Linked DNA regions of Mus musculus: all the other regions are linked to region 2. The links are chromatin loops, found by intact Hi-C in ENCODE. Cell type or tissue: left cerebral cortex. All regions are shown on one strand. Links, peaks and the distances in the headings refer to the core of each region. The heading gives the core; the rest is flanking DNA.

Region 1 (5,578 bases), core at 178-5,177, 130 kb after region 2:
GTTCCAAGGCGGCAAGGAGGTCATTCGTCGGCCGCAGATTGACAAGAAAGGACGAGCTGTCTCTTGGACCTTTTCTGAGGTAGGTGAAACACATGGGCAGTGGTTTGGAGAAAGATACACAACAGTGATTGGGCTTTATTCTTAGTCTGGGTTTAATCCCGAATTCTGACACTGGCCCACTGTTTTTTGAGGATGTAGATTAGTTACAGGATGTCACCTATTAAGTCAGCAGGTTTATGTTATATGCTGCTAATGCTGAGGAAAAATGATAAAGACTTGGTCTGTGAAGTGCCTGTATTCATTCTGTAGCCAATTAGGTTCCTCATCGCTAAACTTGAGTAAGTGGGAGGCAGTACCACCTGGCTCATATTGCTTTACAGTTGCAGGTAGATAGAATTCTTGGCACAATAACTGGCCTCTAGTGAACACTTAAGTATCAGAAAAGAGGTAGGTTAGGGCAGGTCGCTGCCCTCTGACTTACAGGTTGTGCTTAGTTAAATACTTCCTGCTCCTGCTCTCTGAACTTTACCTTCTCACCCAGCCGTTGATGTGTTCATCTCTTTTGCATAGGAGAATGTGATTCGAGAATTCAACTTGAATGAGCTATACCAACGAGCCAAGAAGCACTCAAAGGGTGGAGACATGTCAGAAGAGAAGCCTGTGGACCCTGCTCCCACTACTGTGCCAGATGGGGAAAACAAGAAGGACAAATAGGATCCTGCATTGTTTTTGCTTCCTCTCCTGTCAATTTCAGGAACCTTTGAGGCCCAGTTCCAGCTATAACCACAATCCTTGCCTGAGGCCTTTTGATTTCTGTTTGGCTGTGCCTGGGTAGGGGCACTGTGCCTGCTTCTGATTTTGAAAGAAGCATCCTGGAAACCATGAAGTATTCTACTATGAAGGGCGCATCTGCCCTGGTCAGCTGTTTCTCGAAGGGAGTGATCTTATCGATAGAGGTAGAAATGGTTTCCCTCCAAGGTTGGGTCAATGTGTAAATTGCTATTCAACACTTGGATATTACCAGTCTGTGGTTTAATTATTCCTCCTAGTGAGCTTGCAAAGCATAGACTAAATTAAACCCTAATGTTAGATGTCAGTATAAAGCCCTTAGAATTTTTCCTCAAGGACCCCTTCTTCCTTTAGGCCTTTCTGTCTTGATCTGTGCATTAAGAAATTTAAGTTTGGGGCTGGAGAAATGGCCCATCGATTAAGAAAGAGCACTGGTGGCTGCTTTTCCAGAGATCCTGAGTTCAATTCCCAGCAACCACATGATGGTTCATAATGGGATCTGATGCCCTCTTCTGGCATGCAGGCAGAATACTATATATAGTAAGTAAATCGTAAAGAGAAAGGAATTTAAGGGGTTGGAGAGATGACTCAGTGGCTAAGAGAATTGGCTGTTCTTCCAGAGGACCCAGGTTTGATTCCTAGCAGCACATAGAGGCTAAACCACCTGTAACTCTAGTCTCAGGGGCTCCAACATCCGCCCTTGACCTTGGCTGGCACTGTATGCATGTAGTGCACAAACACGTGACGGAGGAACACATAAAAGGCTTGTATGTGTTATCATTTAAGGTCACTGTTCCCAATTAAAAGCCTTCAACCATGATTTTCATCATTGGAAATAGAATTGAATGGCCACCCTGTGTTGTGGGAACTGAGAAGGGCAATATAAACCTGAGAGGTTCCTTTGTGTGGTGGGGCCTGAAGAAGAAAGCCCCACGGCTGGACAGCTGTTCTCTCCTCCTATCCCACCGCTTCCCCTAATAAAGGGACTGTTCTTTTGATTGCCTTGCTGTTTTTCCTTTACTAGTGGGCAGCTGCCGGGGGACTGCTTTTTTTGTTTGTTTGTTTGTTTTTTTAATCCTAAAATTGAATATCAAACCCAGGGACTCTAAAAGCCAAACACCTCTAGACCTCAACTTCCTTTTTAAGGTTGTGGATGAGGGCCTTGATCAGTTGGAGAAATGAACCCTAACTCACCATCCTCTTGATTTCACCTGGGTGTCTGAGAAGATAGGCACCAGCTACAGCGTCTGGATTGTAAATGGCTCGGGTTCAAATACACTTAACCGGTCCGTTTTTGTTTCACCGCATGGAGATGTGGAGTAACAATGTCGGTGCGAATTAGAATTCTGTAGTCTATGTACAAACGCCCTGGAAATGTGGAGTAGACTTCCCTGAGATTGGTCTGGGGATCCTTGGGTAGGAGGTATAGATACCGAAAACCCCCAGCCAAAGGAGGCTTTCAAGACTCCTCCGTCTCCGCCCAAGACAGACCCCCTCAGTGCTGTACAATGTTGGTTTGATCCGGATTTCCGCGCCGACTCCCTTTTGATAGCGTAGTTGGGCTTGAAGGGCCCGCCTTCAGATCACGTGTCCTTCCCCCCACCCCCGCACATTTCCCTTTGCTGCGAGATTTGAACTTTGCATCTGTGATTCCCGGCTGCTGGTTTGTCTCTCCGGAGTTGCATCGCCCCTTATTCCACCAACGCGCCATCCCCGAAATCCGTGCCATGGCCCCCCACGGAAGAAAGCGTAAGGCGGGGGCCGCGCCTATGGAGACGGTGGACAAGCGCGAGAAACTGGCGGAGGGCGCGACCGTGGTCATTGAGCATTGGTGAGGGGTTGGGGAGTCGAGGAGGGCGGGAAAGAGTTGGCTCTGGCGGCTGAGACCAGAGAGACCCCATTTGCAATCGCTTGTGTCTGTAGTACGAGCTGACGCGTGTACGGCCGCCATGCTGCTGCCTTGAGCCAGGCTCTGCAACTGGAGGCCCCAGAGCTACCTGTGCAAGTGAACCCGTCCAAACCGCGGAGGGGCAGCTTCGAGGTGACGCTGCTGCGCTCGGACAACAGCCGTGAGTGGAGGCCGCGATGGGGGGTGGGTGGGGGTGGGGCGAGAAGCGACTCCCGGCCACCTGATAACTGAGGGGAGGGGGTACCAATGAGTACCACCATAATTTGGCTTTATCCCATCCTTTCCCAGGTGTTGAACTCTGGACTGGTATTAAGAAGGGCCCTCCACGAAAGCTCAAATTTCCTGAGCCTCAAGAGGTGGTTGAAGAATTGAAGAAGTACCTTTCATAAAGAGGTTGGGAAAGAGTCCTCATGTTGAGGTTTGCATCGTGACCAGGGCATGCACACTGGGATAGACAGGGAACGTCTCCTTACCATTTCGGTGTATTTTTCATGGGATTTGGGATTTTCGAAGAGGAGCTAAATTGTAGAACTCCTGCTGATAACACTCCCGACCCCCAAACAAATCTAAGAGCCATTTGTACTCTCTTGAGTTAGTTAAGTCTTAGCCTGAGGGCACAGGCAAGTTTTGTTTGCTAATTCAGTTTTCCACCTCTGGTGTTATTTTAATTCTATGAGTCTATTGCAAATCAATAAATTCAATAAAGTGTGGCTTACTTGTAGTTAAGGTTTTTCTCCCTTGTATTGACAGCCTCTTTGCTGTTACTTCACTTTACCTGGCTTTTCTGTGTTTTGTTAGTAATCTGAGATAAGATAGCCTCAACCCATCCCGCTCGTACCCCCACTTCTTGGTTACATGGATTTTATTTTTGTCCCGTGTTTCATGCATGTTGACTGATCACTGATGGAAGGTGAAGTTAATGAGCTCCAGAGTTGTAGGTGGGGATGGGCTTGTCTCCTGGTCCTTGTGATGGAACCCTACTCTGATGTTCCCTTCTCTGTTTGCAGCTTTCAGTCCCTGGAGATGTTGAAGCATTTATGATGGTGCATGGCCAAACTTAAGCTATGCACCTGAAGCCATAGTTTCTTCCTCACCAGAAGTGATGGTTCAGTTGTGAGGCAGCCCTCCAGCAAGACATTGTAAAAGTGTTTCAATTGTTTAATAAAAGGTCAAGTATCTGAGAATAAGGAGCAAGTTTAAATTTTGTCTTAAAGAATGGGTAGAACCAGCTTTGTGGGGCTGTTGGTCTGTATTTTTCAGAGTGCAAAGTAACTCGTGTCTGGAAATTGTAAGGCCTATGGTGAAACACTTATAAAACAAGAATGTTGCTAGGTTTGGTGGTGTATACCTGCAATCTCAGCACTTTGAAGTCTCACAGGGGGACTGGGCCAATCTGGCCTACCAGAGACCCTTGCTTAAAACAGAACCACAGCTGGGCGTGGTGGCGCACGCTTTTAATCTCAGCACTTGGGAGGCAGAGGCAGGCACTCTAGTTCGAGGCCAGCCTGATCTAGAGTGAATTCCAGGACAGCCAGGGCTACACAGAGAAACCCTGTCTCGAAAAGCAAAAAAAACAACAAAAAAACCAGCCAAACAAATGAAAACCAAAACCACAAAGCAAATCTGTTTTTTAAAAGCAACTACTTTTAATCTACTTCTCAGAAGTGGTCGTGGAAGTAACATCTTTCTAGCTTCTGTGGCAGCTTTTCCTTGACTTCCCATACTGGCAGTGAGTAAGCCCCATAGGCTGGGCTTAGAGGCACAAGCCTGTAACACTAGCTACAGGAGGCTGAGGCAGAAGTCAAAGTTCAAAGCCAGCCTGGGCAATTTAGAGATTCCACTCATTTCAGTGTTCTACTTAACATGGCTTCATTCCTTCTCAAACCTTCTTTGAATACAACCACAAACAGTGCTTGAAGTTCCCTGAATTTTCAGTGACTATAAGATATCTCATGAATTGAGAGGCTACTCATAACTATCCTTATGACCTGAGTTGGGTACCACATAGTTTTGTCACTGAAAAATGGATTACAAAGAAATTGCTTTGTTCATAATTTTCTAACCATGGTATTGCTGTTTGACTTCTGCCTGGTGCGGAAACCTGAGGAGGGGAGATCAGTTCTGAGGAGGTGCTTGCTTTTCTGCCAAGAACGCCTTCTGTTGATGAACAGTTATCACCCTCCCAGGAACTCTAACCTGCCCTCCTGCCTCCACTATGTTAGTATATCTACCTCAGTTTCTGACTCTGAGGAAGGGTCAGGCCAAACAGAGGGAACACTAGTGGGCCCCAGCTTCTTTTCCACTGTCCAGTCTACCACATCAATCTCTTCATCTTCAGAACTGCCAGGAAGTGGGTCCAGCTGTTCAGGGTTGGCAGACACTTCTCTGACTGCCTTGGGAACAGGACACAATACGTCATCCATGCCTAGGGACACTTCCAGACCTGTCTCTGCCCAGTCTGAGCATGGAGGAGAGAGATGATTATAAGATCTCTGCGAAGGGTCAGAGGAGTCAAAGTGGAGAAGTTTTTCTCCCTGACCATCCAGTGGCTGGGAGCTGGTAATTTCAAGGTCTGGAGTCCAAGAGCCTCTTAGTGAAAGTTCCTCTCTACTCACCTCAGAGGGCATGACAAGGGGGCTAAGGGGCTCAAATGATTCTGTGTTCTCAGAGCGCATGACAAGGGGACTAAAGGGCTCAACTGGCTCTTTGTTCTCACTAACTGGTTCCTTTTCCAATCCTGTGAGGTCTCTGGGCCAGAGTTCCATGTCTGGCAAACACCATTCTTCCCCTTCAATCCAATTCTTTCCTGTTTCTGACAGGTGATAACTTGGGGTTCTGCAGCCTTCAGCCCCAGGACTCTCCAAAGATCCTACTGGTGGC
Region 2 (5,578 bases), core at 167-5,166:
TGTTAGCTGCATATCAAGTTTAAGACCAATCTGAACAACACAAAATGGTATTAAAAAAAAGTACCGAAGGGAAATTTTCTCTCTTAACACTTGAATTTTCTGTGTTTTGATGAATTCTGACGAACTTTCCATGATTGCTGAAACCCACACCAGTGCACACAGCTCCTCCCAAAGCCAGCTAGTAAGTCACCTGACTTAGGAGAAATGAAAGTGAAGGCAAACAGGCAGGAAAAGCCCTGTGAGTTAGACTCTTATCAGTCTGGGCTCAAATTCCAGCCCCATTACTTCTGCAGAATATCACTGGCCAGCCACGTTACTCTCCCTGATGTCTCAGTTTCCTCTTCCATGAAATGGGAAGACACAGTTATCTCACAGTTGTTCTAAGAGTTAAATAAAACAAACTGCCTGGTGCTGACAATTCCGGAGCAACAAAAGCCAGTCTACCTTTTAGCGTTGAGGTAGCAAATTACCCTTTGCCCCATTTAGTACCAGCCTAAAACCAACAAAGTTTAGTTCTGTTTTGGGTCTGCTCTGGACTTCTCCATCTCAAAAGAATTTTCTTTTTGAAAGATGAGGCCAGCTGGGTGGCACACGCCTTTAATCCCAGCACTGGGGAGGCAGAGGCAGGCGGATTTCTGAGTTCGAGGCCAGCCTGGTCTACAAAGTGAGTTCCAGGACAGCCAGGGAAACCCTGTCTCGGAAAGAAAGAAGGAAAGAAAGAAAGAAAGAAAGAAAGAAAGAAAGAAAGAAAGAAAGAAAGAAAGAAAGAAAGAAAGAAAGGGAGAGAGAGAGAGAGAGAGAGAGAGAGAGAGAGAGAGAGAGAGAGAGAGAGAGAAACATGAGGCCAGCAACCATCCCTTCTGTCTCCTGAGGAAGCCTTCCCCTCAATTCTGCAGACTAGAGGAGCACTTCGGGGAGACTCAAAGCCTAGCGGTACCAGCCCTGGCTCACGAGCATTTCTCCTCCACGATCTCTAATCCTGGCTCCATTCAGCGGTCTAGACATTCCTAAGGAAACTGCCCTTTTTTCATTCTTTCAGATAGTACCAAATAGTGTCTCATAGAAATGAACGTTCAAACGGAACAAGATTTCTGTTCCTTTTCTGCTCCTGCTGCCTGGCACTGGGCTAGTACAAAGTAGGCGTTTAGTAGCTGGAGCAGGACTGCATACAAATAACCTACTCAGAGCATAAATTGTTACTTCTCATCCAGGAACTAGTCTGTACGTTTTATTTCACGGTCTGTCCATTCACCACCCCACCGCCCAACATCACTCTTCTGTGGCCTCGGGTAATGTAGGTATCAAATTATGGGTGTATCCACTAGGCGGAGCAACAGAGCCCTTCCTGTGCCTTAGATAAGTTCCACTAATAAATTTCCAGCAGAAATTGAAAATGAAACCAGTTTGGAAAGCCCAATACATTGGAAACCATTTGGAAAGACCAGTTCATTCTCGTGGCCAGTACAGCTGATGACAACTTTTTTTGAAGCTGATGACAACTTTTTTTTCCAGACCTTCTCAATCAGGCCCCCTCCCTTCCTCCTCTCTTTCTCCCTCCTTCTCGCGCGCGCGCGCGCGCACACACACACACACACACACACACACACACACACCGCGCCTTTCTCCTCCCATTTCTCCATTGGGAAAAGGTGAGGATACCTGAGTTTCAGCCAGCCCTGGTACCCAAATAACAAAAAAAGCTCAGAGAGCAAGGGGGCAGGGGAGGGTTAGGGCAGGGCGGAAAGGTTAGGGCAGGGCGGGAAGGGGCACAAGGAAAGGGTCATCCTACATAGGCTTACTTTCGCCACTCGCTTGCTGGCCATCATCTCGGGTTGGAGCGTGGGGCACCAGCAGATTCCAGCAGGACACCGCTCTCTGAACTGCAGCTCCCGAGCCCCGCCCACGCTCCACTCCACCCACACCGACTCTAGCTGCAAAGACCTGCTCCCCACCCCTTTGGTGGATATCTGGAGGCTGCAGTCGAGTGCCCAGCTTGGCGATCTCGTATCTCAGCAACTCATGCTCCTTGCAGATCAGAGACTACGTCGGTGGAGCGCACTGCTCCTCTTGGTTCCTGCATCTTGCGGGGTACATCTCGTAGAAGCCAGGATGGGATTCATCTCCAGCCTCTGTCAGCTCCCCGGACGCTGAGAGCAAACTCGCCCAAAGCACAGATGAGATACTCTTGATGCAAAGTAGCTCCGGGGCAGGGCTCTCTGCGACCTCCGCAATGGAATTGTGAACCTACCACCTCTAAAGAAAGTCTCAGAATCCTGGGCCAAGTCACTTTGCCTTTGTGGGTTCAGTGCTCCGTTCTAAAAGAGAGTGGGGGGGGGGGGGTCAGTATAGACTTTATGTCCTCCGAGGACCGCTCCCTGAGTGGTACAGTCCAGCAGATGGGCAGAAACGCAGCGATGCTTCTTTTAGGTTGCTTGGTGCCCGAGCACCACTAGAGGACGCTGTTGGACTCATTCGCTTTTATTTTGGGCGTTCTGTGTTTTACTCTACTGAACACATAGAAAGTGTCTGCTGTGTGGCAATTTGGGAAAACGATGGGTGGCTGAAGCCTCGAGATAGATTTCAGGAGCCTATTATATTTTATCACCAACTGATTACAAACTATGGAACTACTGTGTGTCCAAATGAACAGCCAAGAAGTCTCTAGCCCTCTGCGCAAGAGTAAAGACCCCCCTCATCCCAGCTCAAGTCGAGGCCAAGGTGTAATAGCAGCCCCCAGCCTCTGGAAGAAGTTCTAGAGTTAGAAGGGAATCCACCTACCTGCCTCACCCATTCCAGCCCAGAAATTAGCATATTTTGAAGCCCAAGATTTTGACCCAGTAGGTCACATGATTTTTATTTTCCTGTCCAGGAACCAAATATCTGCTCTGCTTACATATAGGATGTGCTTGAAAAATGATTCTGGGGCTGGAGAGATGGCTCAGCAGTTAAGAGCATTGACTGCTATTACAGAGGTACTGAATTCAAATCCCAGTAACCACATGGTGGCTCACAACCATCTGAAATGAGATCTGACGCCCTCTTCTGGTGTGTCTGAAGACAGCTACAGTGTACTTACATATAGTAAATAAAGTAAATCTTGAAAAAGAAAAAAAGATTCTGGGTTCTTTTTTCAGTTCAATAACTTTAACCAGATACCTTCTAAATGCCAGCAATAAGCAGGACACCATCAGCAATCCCTAAATATAGTTTGGAGATAAGGGCATTTGAACCCATTTCTGGTTAGTAGTCTTAGTTAACACCAAGTGCCAGGTACTATCGATGGAACACATCAGATGGAGAAATTGTGGTGTTTGTCCTCTGAGGGGCTCTCAAGCAGTTGAAACACAGAGAGAAAATTTCCCTTCAGTATTTTTTACTTATTTATTTATTTATTTATTTATTTTCTATATATGAATAAATTGTAGCTATCTTCAGACACACCAGAAGAGGGCACCAGATCTCATTACAGATGGTTGTGAGCCACCATGTGGTTGCTGGGAATTGAACTTAGGACCTCTGGAAGAGCAGTCAGTGCTCTTAACAATTGAGCCATCTCTCCAGCCCCAGTATTTTTTTTTTAAATACCATTTTGTGTTGTTCAGATTGGTCTTAAACTTGATATGCAGCTAACAATGGCCTTTAATTTTTTAAAAATCATTTAATTTAATTTTATGTGTATGGATTCCTGCCTGCATATATATCTGTTAACTACCTGCATGCCTAGCAGAAGCAAATGAGAGCATTAGATCTTCTGGAACTGGGGCTAGAGACAGTCATCAGTCACCATGTGGGTGCTGGGAATTGAACCCAAGTCCTCTGGTCCTCTGGAAGATCAACAAGTGCACCTCCCCACTGAGCCATCTCACCAGCTGAACCTTTAATTTCAGGATTCTTATGCCTCCGTCTCATACCCTAAGACATGGGATCATGGATGTGCACTGCTTTATCAAGTGTTGTGCAGTGCTGAGGATTGAACCCAGGGTTTTGTGCACGCTAGACAAACACTCTACCAACTGAGCTGCATCTTCAGCCCAGAAAAATGTCCATTCAAGATCTGTGTTATACCTAAGCCTTTGTTCTTGCCCAAGCTATGGCATGGGTTATGCTTGTGGTAAGATAGAATAGGCAATGAATGGTCATGGCTGTAGGTAGAAGGCATGAGAAGCCATTTGTTAGTGTGATTACATATGGAAGATGGGTTTAGTGATGAAAGGGAGTGTGGGGTGCTTATATACTTGGGGGACAGAGTACAGATGATGCACAGCAGTGAAGGACCCCACTCCCAAGCCCCTGGCTTAGGGGAACTTTCTACCTGCGTGTACACAGGCCTTTCTCAACTTTCTCTCTGTTGACATTTGGGACCTGATCATTCTCTGTAGCTAGGATGTTTCATCAGCGTGGACTTTACCCGCTGGGTTGTGGCAGCACTCACCCCATCTGTGACAATAGAAAACGTTTCTAGATATTGGCAAAGGCGTCCTGATAGGTAAACACATCCCTGGATCAGAACCACTAGTTTGTATCTATTCATTGTCCCCAGAGTTGCCTTGAATATGTGACTGTTTTTCAAACCACCACCACCTTCTCAAAATGAGAATGATTCCGGAGCAACAAAAGCCAGTCTACCTTTAGCGTTGAGGTGTGTAGTTCTTTGAGTATGTAGTCCTGACTGGCCTGGAACTTGTTGGTGAACCAGGCTGACCTAGAACTCAGAGATCTGCCTGCCTCTGCCTACCAAGTGGTGGGATTAAAGGTGTGTGGCACTGTGGGAACTAAAAGGGGGACAGGGAAAAGAGGGGAGAGGGAGGATAGCCCATGCCTGGCCAGAGTTCCTCCTATGCTCTGAGGAGGAGGACGCAGGAGGGCAGCCAGATGCTTTCCACTTGGCCCTGAAAGAAAGAAAACTAAATTCAAGATTTCAAAACCCTAGCCAGAAAGTTTATTCAAGGTCCATGACTCATGTGGCTTGCTAGATAGGAGGGCTTTTTGGGCCTAGAGCAAAGAACAAAGGCTGTAAAGTCATCCCAGGAACCAACTAGCCATAAAGATAGGGAAGACATACAAGAATGTCCGGACTGGCCTGGCGCCTCCCTATCTCCCGCCCTTCTGACCTGAGTTAAATGATAACCAGATGCTCTGCTGTTATCTCAATCTGTGTGTACAGTCTGCCGATGTTTAAATGAACCAATCATGTGAAACCGTGCCTCCCCCAGACCCAGACCCTTTTCTATAAAAAACCCCAGCCACGTAGTCAAATCCACTGTCTCCTGCGTGAGATATGTTTCAACCCAGAGCTCCACCATTAAACTACCTCATGTATTTACATCAAGATGGTCTTTTCATGATTCTTTGGGTGCACACCGGGAATTGAGTGGGGGTTTCCCCACTAGGTTCTTTTAGCCCCAGGTGGGCATCTAAACCACCGACCCCACTCAACGAGGGGTAGACAAGGGGCAGCCCCCGGGGCCCCTGGGGTTATGGGAGAGAGGTTCCCACGCAGGCAAGAGTAAGAGCAGCAGGCCTTGATGAACAGAGACAGTCTATGGTTTTAGAGCTTTATTGTAGTAAGGCAGGGGGA
Region 3 (5,578 bases), core at 178-5,177, 65 kb after region 2:
AGCATCCTGCAGCTGTAGGTGGGGTGGCCTGTGTCTCCTTCAGAGATGCCCGCTAAGTGCTCTCGTGATGCTAGACCACCAAGCAGAGGAGGCAGCACAGCTTCAGTTACCCACATAAACAGTCTGTTCTCCTGTCCTCCATGGTGGCCATGAGCACCCGATTCTTCTACTGTCTCGAAGGGCTGTCATGCAGTCTCCACAAATCCCCCTGGGTGAGACCATCTTCAGTTTTTGGTCCTCTACTGTTGTCTTGAGTCCCAGGAAGACACCTTGGGCTTAGTTCAGGGTGACATTGTATTCTGGCCCTTCTTGCTACAGTTCAGCATCACTTCCATGATCTTCCTTCAAGTTTGCCTGTAGTTCACCTCAAGGTGCCACCTTGAAACACCTACTTCAAGGGACCAGGAGATGCCAGGTTTGCCCCCTCCCGCTATCTTCTTCCCTAGCCCTGTCCTTCTGTCACTGTCACGCCTCCCTCCCTGTCCCTTTCTGCTTCTCTGTCCAGCAGAGGAGAAGCTGCAAAGGACAAAAAAATAAAATTAAATTAAAAAATCATAAAAAGGAGAGTTGGGGTCACTTCTCCCATTTCTGCCCTCTCTCGTCATGGGGTGAAGCAAATCGGGGAAATTACTGAGGTCAGAAAACAAAACAAAGGTGAGTGCTGGGAAGAGGACGAGTCCCTGAAGCTGAGATGAGGCTGGACTGTGGGAGGTGGGGGGAGCAGAAGGGCTTGTGCCTGGGAAGACTGGCAACTGAGAGCCTAAGTGACAAGGCAGAGACAGGTGGAACCAGGTGCGAATCCAGTGCCTCTCAGGGAATAAAAAGGGGAGGGGGACTTGTGCTCACAACGGATGTATTCAATTGCTTTGAGTTTTCGCCTCCCCCTGGACCAGGCATTTTCAGTATGGTATGGTCCGAATAATTAGCAGAGCAGCCAGCTCCCAGGGCTGACTCTGGGGGTCTGCACCGGTAGCAAAAACAATAAACAGTGATGTCTGATGCCGCAGCCAAAGTTGCCGGGAAATAAGTGCGAGAGAATCGTCAGAGCTTGGGGAAGGATGGAGGAGCTGAGAGAGAGGAGGGAGCGGAGGCAGCAGGGAGGGGGAAGGGAGGACAAAGGGTGGATGAATAATGCTTTTGCAAAGGAGAGAAAGCAACACACAGCAGGAAGAGGTAATTTGCGAAGGGGAAAAATTGATTTGGAGAAGGGCTGCCCCCCTCACCTTGAGGTCTGCTCCAGAGATCTCCGTCTATCTCTTTCAATCTCTCTGTTCACTCTTCTCTCTTCTCTGTTGGTTCCTTCAATTGGGAAGGGGATGGGATTGGGGGAGGGTAGTTGAGGGGCTGAGGTCTGGGACTGCAGGCTGGACAGCTGCTGGGGGGCAGAGGTTGCCTCTTGCTCTGTACCTCGGTCTGTGGGTAAATGTGGCTGTGTGTTGTGGAACTGCATCATAACACTGTGAGTCATCCAACCCCCCACCCCCCTCACCTCCCACGTCAGAGCAGGGCTGGGAGACACAGGAGGCGGGTTGAGAGGGAGGGAGGGGGCAGGCATCAAGGGACCAGGCTAGAGGGGTGATGTTAGGGAGTGGGGGCAGAGAGATGGCTGGCATAGGGGTGTCGATGTAGGTGGTAAGGAAAAGGAGAAATAGGTTGTTAAGGAGCAAGGCTGTGTGACCAAGGAAACGGAACCCGAAGAAGGGCAGGGATGGAGTGAGGGTGGCAGGGAGGGAGCAAGGATGGTGAAGTGAGGTGGATCTAGAGAGAGCCAGGAAGTACACTCGCACTCAACATGATACATTTCCACTTCAACTCTGACATCAGCTCTGATGCAGGGTAAGGTAAAGAAGGATATATTAATTGTCATGGTTGACAAACCAGGCTCTCAAATGTGTTCAGTACTGAGTACTTGGAAGCTTTAATGTCCATTTCATGGCCCCAAAGAAGCCATAGGTCAAATATGACATCTTAAACCCAGGAACCTCTTATCAACTCCCTCCAAACGGTTTGTGCTGCCAATGGAGACACCTATGTGACATGAGGTTCTTAACAGAGCTGTGAACTTTCAGATCCTCAGGGGAACTTCACTCTGCATCCCAAGACTGCAGTGTCTATTGCAAAGTCCAGCATGCTGAAGATATTTGCAAAATAGTTGTTTGCTTTCATCTTCAGACAAGGGCTATGTGTCTGGCTTTGATATCCAAGACACCGGTGTTGAAATCTTAGCTTTGCCAATTATTCACCAGGAACCCTGGGCAAATGACTAATCCTCCTGCACTATACAATTCCTCTTCTGACCAGTGAAGCTAATTCTATTTACCTCCAGAAGAAGTGACTATGTGAGACAGCTTGTAAATTTCCAAAGTGCCTGACATATGATAGGCACTAAGTAAAGAGTAATGAAATTTTAGGTTGTTCCCTCCTTTTGTACTTAACTTTTTTTTGGGGGGGGGTGGTGTTCGAGACAGGGTTTCTCTGTATAGCCCTGGCTGTCCTGGAACTCATTTTGTAGACCAGGCTGGCCTCGAACTCAGAAATCTGCCTGCCTTTGCCTCCTGAGTGCTGGGATTAAAGGCGTGCACCACCACGCCTGGCCTGTACTTAACTTTTAAAATTAGCATTCTAAATTGAATTTTGTTATGGGTTAGTGTTATTTTTATTTTTTTAAGATTTGTTTACTTTATGTATACGAGTACACTGTAGCTGTCTTCAGACACACCAGAAAAGAGTGTCAGATCCCATTACAGATGGTTGTGAGCCACCATGTGGTTGCTGGGAATTGAACTCAGGACTTTTGGAAGAGCAGTCAGTGCTCTTAACCGCTGAGCCATCTCTCCAACCCCCAGGATTAGTGTTATTTCAAAACAGCATTCTCTACATGGGGCAATGAGATGGGCAGGACTGCAAATTCCAGGCCAGTCTGTGTGTCCTGGTAAGATAAGGAGTGGATAAACAGAAACTCTGAACCAATACAGGTGGGAACCATCATCATCATCATCATCATCTCAGAGCATGACTCAAGCTCAGAGGGGATTTTCTATTACAGTTTTGATATTTCAAGAGACATGATGCCAAATGTTTGTCTTATAGAGGGATTACATTTTCCCTTGCTAATTTTTTTACAGTTTTATTTACTTAATTTATATGAGTACACTGTCACTGTCTTCAGACACACCAAAGAGGGCGTCAGATTCCATTACAGATGGTTGTGAGCCACCATGTGGTTGCTGGGAATTGAACTCATCTGGAAGAGCAGCCTTGGTCTTAACTGCTGAGCCATCTCTCCAGCTCCACTATTTATTTATTTATTTATTTATTTAAAATCAGCTTCCAGGTAAAATTCATCTGACCTGGAACACTTTCCATGGAGTGCAGTACTGTGTCTGTCACTAAATTATGTGGGCCCAGAACACGCACCCATCCACAAGACAGAACTCCATTTTATTTCATAGGCTAATTTTCAGAAAATGAAAACTGAAACAGACTCATGGAGAGTAGTTTTGCTATCTATCTCTCTTCTCACATGTGAGGGGTGAAGATTAAGGCAGGGAAAACAGGTAAAGAAAGATCCCATGGGTCCTGTAAGAAGAAAGGGAGATTCTGAATACTCAATTGGGATCAAGTCTGGCGTGTAGGTAAGCTCTGAAGACACAGTGTGTGTATCATGAGGGTTAGTACTAGAGGCCTGAAAATGAGAAGAGCTGGCTGAAGAAAGAAGGACTCTGAAATGATGGTTAGCATCATTCAGGAAGCTGAGGTGAGAGGATCTCTCTCAGTAAGCAGCCAGCCTTAAGTACACAGGGAGTTGCAGGCCAGTCTGGGCTACAGTGTGAGCCTCTGCCTAAAAACAGGCACGCTGGTCATGATGGCTCATGTCTGTGATCCCAGCACTGCAGAAGCAGAGATGGGAGGATCCAGAGTTCAAGGCTCTCAAAATACAAAAGCCAGAAAGAAAGATGGCGGGTGTAACAGATAAAAATGGTAATACTGGAGTTGTGAAGATGGCTCAGCAGGTAAATGCACTTGCTTTCCAAAAGCCTGACTGAAAACCTGAGATCAGTCCCCAGACAGAATCTCTGTCAAGGTCAAAGGACAGGGTCCACTCCAAAGCGTTGTCCTCTGGCCTCTGCACTGTGGCACATTGCCACCCCCACATCATCACCATGACACGCAGCATGATGAGCCCAACAAAGGAAAAAGAAAAGAAGGATAAGAGGAAGATGACTTTGAGGGTCCAGGCTTGAGGAAAAGCAGAGAACAGCCTCTAGGCTGTAGAATTAGAGCTGGAAGCAAAAGGGATGTTCATAAACTTAAATCAACAAAGAAACAAAACTATCAAAGGTTTAGCTGTAGAGAAGGACCAGGACACAGGACAGAGTGATGGGGTGTCCTACGGGGGTCGGGTGCAGGCAGACTGCCAGAGTGCCTGGTGAGATTGGAAATGAAGAGAGTGCAGGCAACAAGCACACTCAAATGGCTTGTATACCGTCCTTTTTCTGTATTTAAGAAGTGAAGTGGAGCAGAGTGTGGTGGTGGTACACGCCTTTAATTCCAGCACTCGGGAGGCAGAGGCAGGTGGATTTCTGAGATCGAGGCCAGCCTGGTCTACAGAGAGAGTTCCAGAACAGCCATGGCTACATGGAGAAATCCTGCCTTGAAAAATCAAAAAAAAAGAAGAAAAAAAAAAAAAAGAAAAAAAAGAAGTCAAGTGGAGAGCAATCTCAAAGGGAGGAGAGGGCTCTTGCTGATTTCAGCTTGAGATGGTTATACACTATCTGAGGAAAGATGAGATGGTTATACACTATCTGAGGAAAGATGCCTTTCAGGTAACTGGGACGCATTGAAAGTGGAAGCAAAGAACCAGACTGGGAAGAGTGAGTTCCGAAGAAAAAGGATTAGGCTACATGCTTGCTAATGGAAGTCTAGAGCTAAAATTCTGAAGAATGAAAAAGGATCAGCCTATGCCGAATAGTTCGTTGAAAAGCTAATGCCTGCATGGTGAATGAATGGCGTAACTAAATCACATCTCCAAAGAAAACTGTGAGAGGTGACAACTACCTGCCTGAAAACTGAGTGCTAGGTAAGACCAGCAAGAGAAAGGTAGACCAGAAAGTTCCCCTGATCTCTCAGTTCAAATTCATCATGTGGGCAAGGATGAACAAAGTATTCACCTGCTTTAAAAACCAAACAAGGGTTGGAAAGATGGCTTAGCAATTGCAGCTCACAGTTATTGGTAACTCCAGTTCCAGGAAATCAGGCCTCTTCTGATCTAGAAGCGCATCAGGCATGCACACAATGCACACACATACTTGTGGACAAAACACTCTTCTACATAAAAATATGTGGGGCAGTTGTGGTTCACACCTTTAGGTCCAACATTCAAGAGGCAGAGGCAGAGAAGATGGATCTCTGAGTTCAAGGCCAGCCTGGTCTATGGAATGAGTTCCAGGAAAGCCAGGGCTACACAGAGAAACCCTTTCTTGAAAAACTGAAACAAACAAACAACCCCAAATCACAAACAAACAGTGTGGGTTGGGTGGAGTAGCTGAAGAGTTGGCTCATGGGTTAAGGGCACTTG

What was found. Hi-C counts contacts between places; a loop is a spot of excess contacts. Peaks named below come from ENCODE experiments on the same cell type or tissue, not always from the same donor. Only the 100,000 strongest peaks of a DNase experiment are listed, where the experiment ranks them.
Region 1: it touches region 2 in a loop (10-fold over the local background); 2 of 42 quality-filtered maps call a loop at or near these places.
Region 3: a loop joins it to region 2, with 4 times the contacts of the local background. A loop is called at or near these places in 20 of 42 quality-filtered maps.

What each region holds. Positions count from the first base shown.
Region 1 is chr2:84,667,525-84,673,102 of GRCm38, reverse strand. It overlaps Btbd18 (BTB (POZ) domain containing 18), which reads right to left. Exons shown (of 5, transcript NM_001145100.1): 5 at 4,322-5,578. The coding sequence ends at 4,912. Selenoh (selenoprotein H) reads left to right here and starts at 2,395. Exons shown (of 4, transcript NM_001033166.3): 1 at 2,395-2,620; 2 at 2,713-2,858; 3 at 2,987-3,116; 4 at 3,706-3,888. The coding sequence starts at 2,517. The coding sequence ends at 3,087. It overlaps Tmx2 (thioredoxin-related transmembrane protein 2), which reads left to right. Exons shown (of 9, transcript NM_025868.4): 8 at 1-79; 9 at 571-1,792. The coding sequence ends at 714. In left cerebral cortex, for the core only: no CTCF peak of the experiment used is centred there; a DNase peak (open chromatin) is centred at 2,337; H3K4me3 peaks cover 1,667 bases; H3K27ac peaks cover 1,078 bases.
Region 2 is chr2:84,795,154-84,800,731 of GRCm38, reverse strand. It overlaps Ube2l6 (ubiquitin-conjugating enzyme E2L 6), which reads right to left and starts at 1,904. Exons shown (of 4, transcript NM_019949.2): 1 at 1,800-1,904. The coding sequence starts at 1,826. In left cerebral cortex, for the core only: CTCF peaks have their summits at 1,321, 2,266, 2,465 (motif pointing right) and 3,078 (motif pointing left); DNase peaks (open chromatin) are centred at 1,277, 1,998 and 2,449; H3K4me3 peaks cover 1,872 bases; H3K27ac peaks cover 1,295 bases.
Region 3 is chr2:84,729,939-84,735,516 of GRCm38, reverse strand. Ypel4 (yippee like 4) reads right to left here and starts at 1,313. Exons shown (of 5, transcript NM_001005342.2): 1 at 1,224-1,313. In left cerebral cortex, for the core only: no CTCF peak of the experiment used is centred there; DNase peaks (open chromatin) are centred at 759, 1,127, 1,490, 2,054 and 1 more place; H3K4me3 peaks cover 1,677 bases; H3K27ac peaks cover 1,870 bases.